Linked DNA regions of Homo sapiens: region 2 is linked to region 1. Evidence: read pairs that join two places in POLR2A ChIA-PET (ENCODE). Cell type or tissue: Panc1. All regions are shown on one strand. Each heading gives the region's core, and the rest is flanking DNA. Links, peaks and the distances in the headings are about the cores only.

Evidence for each region. Peaks named below come from ENCODE experiments on the same cell type or tissue, not always from the same donor. Only the 100,000 strongest peaks of a DNase experiment are listed, where the experiment ranks them.
Region 2: POLR2A ChIA-PET joins it to region 1 with 6 read pairs; 2 of 35 experiments call an interaction of 5 or more read pairs at or near these places.

The regions. Positions count from the first base shown.
Region 1 is chr3:51,337,773-51,343,153 of GRCh38, reverse strand. It overlaps DOCK3 (dedicator of cytokinesis 3), which reads right to left. Exons shown (of 53, transcript NM_004947.5): 36 at 4,735-4,795; 37 at 4,126-4,219; 38 at 1,769-1,917. Among named protein-coding and RNA genes, the nearest start is that of MANF, 45 kb to the left of the region's middle. RefSeq lists an enhancer at 2,401-3,285. In Panc1, for the core only: no CTCF peak of the experiment used is centred there; DNase peaks (open chromatin) are centred at 2,453 and 2,673.
Region 2 is chr3:50,811,983-50,817,363 of GRCh38, reverse strand. All of the region lies in intron 2 of DOCK3 (dedicator of cytokinesis 3), which reads right to left. Among named protein-coding and RNA genes, the nearest start is that of MIR4787, 140 kb to the right of the region's middle. In Panc1, for the core only: no CTCF peak of the experiment used is centred there; no DNase peak of the experiment used is centred there.

The sequences.
Region 1 (5,381 bases), core at 182-5,181:
CCCTGCCCCACGGGAGCATTTTTTTTTCCCATAGCATCTGGGTTTTGCTTTTCTAGAACCATGGTTTTCTTCTTGAAAACCCGGAATATTTTCAAGAAGGACTGGTTAATCTCACCTAATAGTTTCATCAGGAGCTGAGGCACAGGAACAGACAAGGTAGGCCTTCTGTGTGAGCCTAAGACAGTGGGTCTGATAACTGCCCCTCTGAGGATGAGCTCATGAGGGGGCTCACTGAGTGGTCTCTACTCAGCATAGACTCTGCTCCTCCAGAAATTCAGGGCAAAGGCAGGATTGCAGAAGTGAGGAGATTCCTGAGAAGGTGGCCTATGGAGCCTCCTAGTCCTTCTCTCCTTCTTGTCCATCTACAGTACTCAGGCACACTTTGTGTTTTACTCCCTAGTCCATGTTAAAATTTAATCCTGCTTTTCTATGCATTACTATAATGTGGGATGAATAGGGGACCATCAATGCTCATGCATCCCACGGGTAGACTCAGTCAGATTAGGATAACTCTCCACTCTGTACTCTGTGCCCATGGAAAGAAATGAGAATGAATGCACTAGAAGCACACATGCGTACTCACACCACGCTTATGTCATTCCCTGTGAGCTAGGAGGGCTTGCTGGGCATGAGGGTGAGGGGCAGCTCCAGGTTAGCCAGGTGCCAGGAAAATAGGCCTAAAACTGCATGTGAGGGGCTCTGTGTCAGGCGCTGGATCAGCAAGGACCAGAGGCTTTGGGTCAGCATTGTGGATCAGTTGCATGGGCTGGCTGAGAGCTGAGCATGGGCATCCTTTCTGGGCTAGGTTACATAAGAGTTTCTGCGCTTTTGGAAAGGTTCTTGCTTACCAGTGCATTCTCTGTATGGGGAAATGTTTTCTGAGTGAATATTTTTGACAAACATAGAAGTCCCCCATGTTATGTAAAACTGAAGAATGTTTTCTGATTTATAGACAAAAGCCATTAATGTTTAAATCTTTCTTTTTGATGAAAAAACTCATCTCAAAAACCAATTTCCATTTGAGTTGGGGGCTCAGCTACTACAGTTCCATGAATGACCCTATTTCAGCTTTAAAATGTGCTCAAAGCTTAGTAATGAGAAAATGGCTTCAACAAGTTTTTCCAGCACAAGGGCCCCATCTAACAGTAGGTAGTCAGAGGGCGCCACACAGAGCTCTCCCAGAGATGGGAGGAGAATGGCTGGGAAGTCCCAAGGAAGCCTAAACCAGTGCTGACAATGCTGCCAATCCCATAGAAAGTAGTTTGATGGAAAATAACCCCAATATGAGAGGAGCCCAGGCTGTGCTGTAGAGAAGGGAAATCTAAGAAAAGAACACATACCAGTAAGAGGCAGTTTAGGCCGCCTTTGGCTGTGGTTAAAATCCATTCATTTCTACCACTCATATTTTATATGGCAGCAGATTAGAAAGCCGTATCAGTTCTTTAAGTAAATCCAATAAAAACAAACAGGGTTCCAGAAGCCCCTGCTGTAGAAGCATTCATATTTATAGATATGCAAAGCTAGTATGTAGGGTAGTCTCTAACACCTACAATCTGGATATGGCTTTCAAGCCACAGAATTAGGCTGTTGTCTTTTTCTCCCTCAGAGAAAATCATGCTGCCTCCACATCTTAGGCACATAGATAGGCACCCACCCACTCACCACCCCACACACTACCCCCTGCAGCTGCTGTTAACCCTATGGTGTCAAGATGCCATGCATCACAGCAGAAGCTGAAGGGCTAAAGGGCTTGCCTAATGATGCATACCTTGCCTTTGTTGAAGTAGTGAATGATCTTCCGGCACAGTCCCTCCTTCCGCTGCCACTCTGTCTGCGATGGGTAGTGGAGGAATTCCCGTAGTGGCCGGTCCTCCCACTGCAGCAGCTCACAGTAAAGGAGCAGGGTAAATGCGGCCTCTGTGGGGACAGACAGCATGGAGGTCCAGGGGCTTCCCTTGCTCAGAGGCCCAGGAGCAGCCTGGTGTCAGAGGACTATGCTGGGCAGAATGCCAGCGCAAGTCATGTGCAGCCCAGGTCGGGGACACTGGATACTAAAGATGAAACAGTAGGGCTGCTCAACAAGCCAATAACCCTTGTCCACAGCATGAAGGAGCCAAATATTCTGGTAGACACCTTCCTTCCATGGCCTGGTCACCTGTTCCAGCCTCCAGATTAATAAAGAATGGTTCAGCTACCCAAAAATCTGTGCACAGGCTGCCTTGCTTTGGGAGACATTGACACATCAGAGAGAGCTCTTGGGTTCCTTTTTGCTCAACTGACTACAGCTTCCTTTCCAACCTTCTCAGAACTGGCTCTTAGGGCTCCATTACCAAAGGAACCTAAATTGATACTAGACCCAGAGTGAAGGCCTGGCAACATCTTACTCTATGTGTGGAACAATTAGAGAAGGTTATGTAAAACAACAGCAGTGAAATACCATGGCTCCCTACATTCCAAGGGATGAGTCATACTGAATCACAGCCACGGCTCAGGGGCCTCATTACACAGTTTTCTCTCTGTTCTATTTGTTCATTTTTAGTGGGCATCTCCTACTGGCAAGTTAGTTAGTTCTAGCTTCTGTGCTTCTGCCTGGCTTTCAAGGCCCTACTCAAATCTACTCCCCATGACTATGAAGAATCTCATTTCTAACCATTTATTGACCCACTTCCAGTTTTAGCTAGGCCCACTTGCCTGTGTCCACTCTTTAGGCTCCTCCTCATCCTTGCCTTTTTGCCTGTGCCCTTGCCACTGGAACTTCCTGCCAAGGAATGTACACGCCTCCTCATGGGATCAGGAAGCCTTTTCTCTCTAGGGACAAGCCCTGTGGAACTCAGGGCCTCCCTCTGGAGCTTAGGAAACCATGGAACGTCTTTTTCTTCCTTGCCTATATTCTTTTCAGATGTCATTCCCTGAGCCATCAGAGACAAGGCTTAGCACTCTTTCTCTGTTAAAATCCCTGACCCAGCCTCTCAGTCATGGCCCCGTTTCCTAGGAGTTTAGCAAATGCTTCTACTGATACATAACATTTATCAAAGTCTTTCTCTTCAATGCCCTCTCAGAGGGTTGCTGGGATCATGGGTGCAAGTGGATGCAGAGAATGGTAGACTCAGCCCAGTCATTTTATTTTATTAGTCAGCTGAATTTAAGATTCAAAGCCCAGTCATTTTAGATTTAATTCTTGCCAAGCTATGCTATCAGATAAGATACCATCTATGCCAAACACTCTCTAACGGCTAGAGATAAAGAAGGAGGATTCTCTGTTTCTACAAATCTATCTAATTGCAGTAGCGTTTGCAGACAAGGATAGCTTAAATTTCCTGATCTATCACACAAATTCAAGTCCTATCGCCTAAGAGCTAAGACATAATGGCTGGTCACCACAGTGGAGAAAATGGCTCTTTGGGGGGAACGATGGCATAAGTCAATCAGATAGGACACACATGCATGCACGTAACCCCGATTCAGCGTGGTTCTCAGTAAACAGATGTGACAGCCACTTTGAAATGCTTTAAAATTTGTTCTAGTTAGAAAAGGCCTTGATATTGGATTAAATTGTAGATACAATGAAAGGAGCCCTATCTGGCCTGTCAAGAAGTCAGATGAACATTCTTTATACTCTACACTGAGTGCACAATGTGAGGCTGCTATGCAGTTGCAGGGTCTGAAGAGCCTAGCCTGCAAGGAAGGTCTGCTAGTGAGTTCTGGAAGTTCCAGGGTTAGGGGGATATTCCTTTGTTATAACCTTAGCTCCAGCTTTGAAAGTCCTAAAAAAGGCTCTCTGTTCATAAGGAGTGACAGTGAGCTCAGGATGCTCTGAACCTGGTGCACCAGAATTTGGAGGTCACCCTTGAGACTTCAGAGGGGTGGATAGGAGGGAAGAAGAGTGAAACAGACTCAAGTAGTGGATGACATGGCACAAAGGCACAAGTGGAAGTTCTGCCTGCTTTCTCTCTACCATGTGCCACAAAGGAGTTGAGGGAAATGAGTGAGGTGAGGGGATAGCACAAGCCCCAACATTCTGCTGAGATCTGGCAGGCACCAGCCTGAAGCCTTTCTCTGCCTATTGTACAAATCCCTTCAGTTTGTCCTCATGGTCAGGCATGGCTCTCTCTTCTCCCCACTTACCTGTGTAGTTTTCGGCCTGCAAGTGCATGTCACAAAGCTTATGGATGTAGCGGATATACATTTCTTCCTTGTTAATCTCAGATTTGTAAAAATTCTACAATAAAGAGAAGGAAACACCTGTCAACTACCTGTGGAAGCCATAGCCAAGCTCTGGGCAGCTGGCCATAGCCGTGGGTGTGCTGGGCAGGAGGGGGAGGGCAGGCCCTGGAGGCAGACAGCACCAGAAGGAGAAAGCACCAGCCAGAAGGAACACCTGCTGTGGGTGGAACCACTGGCAGGTCTATGGGAGCCCTGGGTAGTGTTAAGAGGAAAAGCATCAGGGCAGATCAGGAGTCAGGGTTGACTGTGAATTGGGTATGTCAGGGTTAGTGGGTCCTTGCCAAGAGGCCAGGCTAGAGTTCTATCCAAAGAGAAGCTCGTTTCATTCCTTCCCCAAGTAGGAATGTGTTTGGGGGAGTGCAGGCCTCTAAGATACCAGTAACAGAGCTGATGTCCTGATTCAAACCCTTAGGCCTGCAGCCATGTATTGTAGAAGGGCCAAGCCAATCACAGTGCAGGACAGAAACCATTTCAGTAGGCAGAGAGAAGTCAGGGCCCATGTCCTCTCACCATCAGGTTAACAGTGCAGCCTATCTTCTTATTCTCTGTTTCCTCTCCTTTCATGCAGTCCCTGGAAGAGAGAGCACAGATGAGCACCAGATATGAAGTGGGGCCTTGAGACAACACATAGAACTGTACTATCACTGGGGCATTAGTATGACCAAATCCCAGATTGAGATGGCCTCCAACAGGAACTGCTTCCATAGATAAGGACTCTACTGTGAGCTCCTTTAGCTTTGGAACCACTCTCAGGGCTCAAAGATCTCTGTTCAACTGAGCCCCTTATTCTGGTGGCAGAGCACAGAGAGAGCCCAGAGCTACATCAGGGTATTAAGTGGCACCTACCAATGTCCTTGGCACAAAAGGGTATATGAATTAAGTGGAAGGCCAAATCCTCAACTTCCCAAAAAGGGAGGCACAGAATTCTCCTTAAAGGGCAGGTTTCATTTTGTAGGAGTGCTGAATAGAAGCCAAGACCCTCCACTTCAGGGCCCTAGCTTCAGGGCTCTGTACATGTTCACCACCTAGTTGACATTTCTCCCTATGGTTTCCTTCCTGTGTACTAGTGTTTGGAGCCATCTATCACCAGAAGCAGCAGGTCTCGTGCTTAAAGCATCAGCCAGGACTGAGCTGCATTCATACCTAGCAGGGTCTGG
Region 2 (5,381 bases), core at 269-5,268, 530 kb after region 1:
AGGCGTATGAACCAGAACAACTCCATCTTAAATAGGAGCTGGGTAAAATAAGGCTAAAACCTACTGAGCTACATTTCCCAGATGGTTAAGGCATTCTAAGTCACAGGACGAGATAGGAGGTTAACACAAAATACAGGTCATGAGAGTGACTTTTGGTTGTCCTCACTGCTACACTCTCACCAGTGCCATGACAGTTTACAAACGCCATGGCAACATCAGGAAGTTACCCTATATGGTCTAAAATGAGGAGGCATGAATAATCCACCCCATGTTTGGCATATCATCAAGAAATAACCATAAAAATGCCAGCAGCTCTCTGGGCTGCTCAGTCTATGGAGTAGCCATTCTTTTATTCCTTTACTTTCCTAATAAACCTGCTTTCACTTTAGGGCGAGTCTATGGATTTACCCTGAATTCTTTCTTGCACAAGATCCAAGAATCCTCTCTTGGGGTCTGGATTGGGACCCCTTTCCTGTAACAGCTGCAGTGAGCTGTGATCACGCCACTGCACTCCAGCCTGGGTGACGGGTGAGATCCCATCTCAAAAGAAATAAAGAAGAAAGAAAAGAAATGAAAATATAAGAGAGAAACAAAAATCCAATAGAAGGCTTGGGAGATATTACCTATATACACCAGAACAAAGAATAAAAAGATAAAGACATAGAAAAGATTAGAAAAAAATGATCAATTACAGACTCAGCCTAGATAGGAGAGGCACCATTCAAGTAACAGGAGTTAAGAGAGGCCGGGCACAGTGGCTCACACCTGTAATCCCAGCACTTTGGGAGGCCAAGGCGGGCAGATCACCTGAGGTCAGGAGTTCAAGACCAGCCTGGACAATATGGCAAAACCCCGTCTCCACTAAAAATACAAAAATTAGCTGGCGTAGTGGTGGGCACCTGTAATCCCAGCTGCTCAGGAGGCTGAGGCGGGAGAATCACTTGAACCCGGGAGGCAGAGGCTGCAGTGAGCCAAGATCACACCATTGCACGCCAGCCTGGGTGACAGAGTGAGAGTGTCTCAAAAAAAAAAAAAAAAAAGAGTTACAAGAACAGAAAAAAACATTAAGGGAGAAAATAATCCTAAAAACAATGAAAAAAAAATCTGAGAATGGAAAAACATTAGTTTCCAGACTGAGTATTCAACACAAAAAATAATAAGGGGAAAAATAGTACATACCTGTTAGATGAAATTATGAAAGGTCATTGTTTTGGACTGAGCTCCTGCACTAGGCCCCAACAGATCAACCAAATCAAAATGAAGTTACTCATGTTAAGTGCCACATACTCAGACTGAAACTTCAATGAAGCAGACAGATCTAAAAAAAAAAAACCAGTTTTTCCTGAACACAGAAGATTCCAGCCTACCTGAGTCAGTGTTTAATAAAAGTCCTCTCTGCTTTAACCCTTACAAAAAAGTAAGCTGATGTTAACCAGTCAAGTGTTTTTTCTATTTTTCCACTTCTCTGTTCTGACCTTACAAAATGCACATTCTGCTACTGCCTAGTTGGAGCTCTCATTCCATTTTGTAGAATGAAGGCTACCCCAATTCATGACTCACAAATAAAGGCCAAAGAGATCTGTAAGTAAATCCGTTGTAATTTTGTCTTTTGACTGAAGCAATGCCTTGAAATGTAGGACAAATAATTCCCAGCCTAGGATTCTATACCCACTGAAATTATCAATAAAGCATGAGAGCAAACTAAAGATCTTTTCAGGCATTCAAACACTCAAAAAAAAAAAAATTGCCTTCCGTGACATTTTTCTCTTAGGAAACTCCCAGAGGATTTCCCAGAGGATAAAAATTAGAAAACTGACCAAGAAAAAGTTTAGAATAGGACCTAGGAAGTAGAGAGGGTTCAAGATGAAAAGAGACGAAGGTCAATTTCATGATTATGAAGTGAGGTACAAAAACCAAAATCCCAAACATTTGTATGGTCTAATAGTTTCATTTCCAGCAAAGAATTTGGGGAGAAATTGATATGTACATGAAAAACTAGGTAAATGAAAAAATAAGTCAAATATTAATTCCAAAGAAAACAAAAAGTAATGCAAGATATAATCATAATATGCTATACAGATAAGCTATGAATTAATCATAATGACATATAAGCCAAATACTAAATTAACCAAAAAAGGTAAATATATTGGAAGAATGAAAGAAGTATGTTTGGAATAGGAAATAATAATAGAGTAGAAGTCTTGATTTATACTGCAGAGTGAATCTATAAAAATAAAATGAGGCTGGGCGCGGTGGCTCACACCTGTAATCCCAGCACTTTGGGAGGCCAAGGAAGGCAGATCACAAGGTCAAGAGATCAAGACCATCCTGGCCAACATGGTGAAACCCCATCTCCACTAAAAATACAAAATGTAGGTGGGCATGCTAGTGCACACCTGTAGTCCCAGCTACTTGGGAGGCTGAGGCAGGGGAATTGCTTGAACCCAGGAGGCGGAGGTTGCAGTGAGCCAAGATTGTGCCACTGCACTCCAGCCTGGCGGCAGAGCGAGACTCCATCTCAAAAAAAAAAGAATGAAAAAAAGTAAGAAATAGAAATATAAGCATGTTATTTTAAAATATGAAAGTATATCCCAGCAGAAACAAAAAACTAAAAAAATTTGACTTCTGAAATATAATTCTTTAAGATAAATACAACTGAAAGAGAAAAGGCATTTTATAGTCCGGTTTTAATGCCTCTTCAAAAATCTATCATCCTGGACTGGATTATAGAACAGAAAAGAAACATTAGTGAGCAAATTCAACCAAAATCTATGGTTAAGTTCATAATATTGTACCAGGCCAGGTGCGGTGGCTCATGCCTGTAAATCCCAACACTTTAGGAGGCCAAGGCAGGCAGATCACTTGACACTAGGAGCTCCGTACAAAACTGGACAACATGATGAAACCCTGTCTCTACCAAAAAAAAAAAATTAGTCTGGCATGGTGGGGTGTGCCTGTAGTCCCGGCTACTCAGGAGTCTGAGGTGGAAGGATGGCTTGAGCCTAGGAGGCAAAGGTTGCAGTGAGCTTAGATTGCTCCACTGAACTCCAGCCTGGGCGACAGGGCTACATCCTGTCCTAATAATAATAATAATTTACAAATATTAATTTCTTCCTTTTAATAATTTTATCATGGTTATGGAAAAATATAACATTTAAGGGAAGCTGAATGAACAAGGATATTCAGGAACTATATACTATCTTATAACTCTTCTAAAAGTCTAAAATTATTCCAAAATAGAAAGTTTTATTTTAAAATCTATCATGAAGTATTTGGAAAAGAAAATACTAGTATTATATTAGTATTAGTATTATAATAAGGCCAGGTACCCACTCCACAACTAAGAAAAGAAACCGTGCCCATACATTTTGTATCCCCTACCCAGATACATTGCACTTAGTATTTACTATTCTTATGCACTGTTTATTTCTACTTTTATTACATAGGTATAGCCATCATACATACACACAGTATTCTTTTGCATGTTTTTACACTTTATAGAAATAGATTCATATAGTGAGTATTCTGCATACTTAGGTTTTTGATTGATGTTATTACATTTATGAGGTCTGTTTGTATTAATATGTGAGCTACAGTTCATTCATTTCATTTTTGAATACTATTTCATTGTAAAATATATCCCATGATTCACAGATGGTCCCTGACTTAAGCAGGTTTTACTTAAAATTTTTCAACTTCATGATGGGTTTATCAAGACATAACCCCATCATAAGTCAAGAAGCATCTGAACTTAAGGTGGTTCAACTTAATGATTTTCAACTTTAAAATATATTTATTGAGGTATTAAATGCATTTTCTTTTTTCTTTCTTTCTTTTTAAGACAAGGTCTCACTCTGTCACCCAGGCTGGAGGCAGTGATGATCACAGCTCACTGCACCCTCAAACTTCTGGGTTCAAGCAATCCTCCTATCTCAGCCTGTTGAGTAGCTGGGACTACAGACATGCTCCACCACACCTAATTCTTGTTTTTGTAGAAACAGGGTCTCACTATGTTGCCCAGGCTGGTCTCAAACTCCTAGCCTCAAGTGATTCTCTCTCGCCTCAGTGTGCCAAAGTGCTAGGATTACAGGTGTGAGCCACAACACTTAAATGCACTTTTTACTTAATGATATTTTCAATTTATCATGAGTTTACTGGGACATAACTCCATTGTTAAGTCAAGGAGCATCTGTAGTTCTCCAACTATGTCTTGTTGGTAGACATTTAAGACATTACCAATTTTTTGCTACTACAAACAATTCTGTGGATGTCTTCATGTGTACATGTGTAGAAGTTTCTCCAGATCAATGGCTTTTGTATATTTTTTTCTTACCATGGCTCAGACTTAGAAATATGCTTTAGATCATAACCCCATACACATAAAATTGAAACAAATCTCATGAAGAAAAAACACTTAATGATGCTACATGCAATTGCGCCAGTTACCAATTTATTGCCCCTCAAAACTAAACTCACCTTTCTTTGCCCTGGTTAGTAATACCTGAGTTGGGGCCTGTGATGGTTACTATTATGTGTCAACTTGACTGGGGCCACAGGATGCCCAGATATTTGATTAAACACTATTCTGGATGTGTCTGTGAGGGTGTTTCTGGATGAGATTAACACTGGAATCAGTAGACTGAATAAAGCAGACGGCCCGCCCCATTGTGAGTGGCCCACATCTGATCTTTTGAAAGCCTGAATAGAACAAAAAGGCAGAGTAAGAGAGAATTTGCTCTGCCTGCCTGATTCTCTTTGAGCTGGAACACTGGTCTTCTGCCCTTTGGGCTTGGACTGGAACTTATACCGCAAGCTCTCCTGGGTCTATAGCTTGCTGACTGCACATCTTGGGACTTCTCAGTCTCCATAATATCTTTTATTTTTATATATAGATGTATTAGTCTGGGTTTTCCATAGAAACAAATATTCCAGAGTACACACACACAAAACGCTTCTCTTGAAAAGAGACTAATACAACCCTATAAACATCTTTCTTTTGCCAGCTCATGGGAGTTGGGCTTTAAGAGAGGGTGCTGAAGGGATCTGGTGTGCTATTGTTTTATTGTGAGCACTCTACTCAGTGGACTTGCACGTTGGAGGCCCAGTAGTGCTTATCTTAGCCACCTTCACAGACTAGCTATGGCCCTTATTCTCTGGCAAGTTTCTCTACCACCTGGAGAGCCACACCTATGAATCTGCTCGACTCATTCATGCCTTTCCACAAGTTTTTCTACCATCCAACAGGTTGCTCCTATAGACCAGCTCCAACGCATGCCCTCTGGCAAGTTTCACCGCCACCAGCAGGCTACACGTTCCTATGGCATCCATGCTCTTTCCCATAAATTCTGAATCTTAGGCTAGAAGGGATAGGAGTTAAGTTC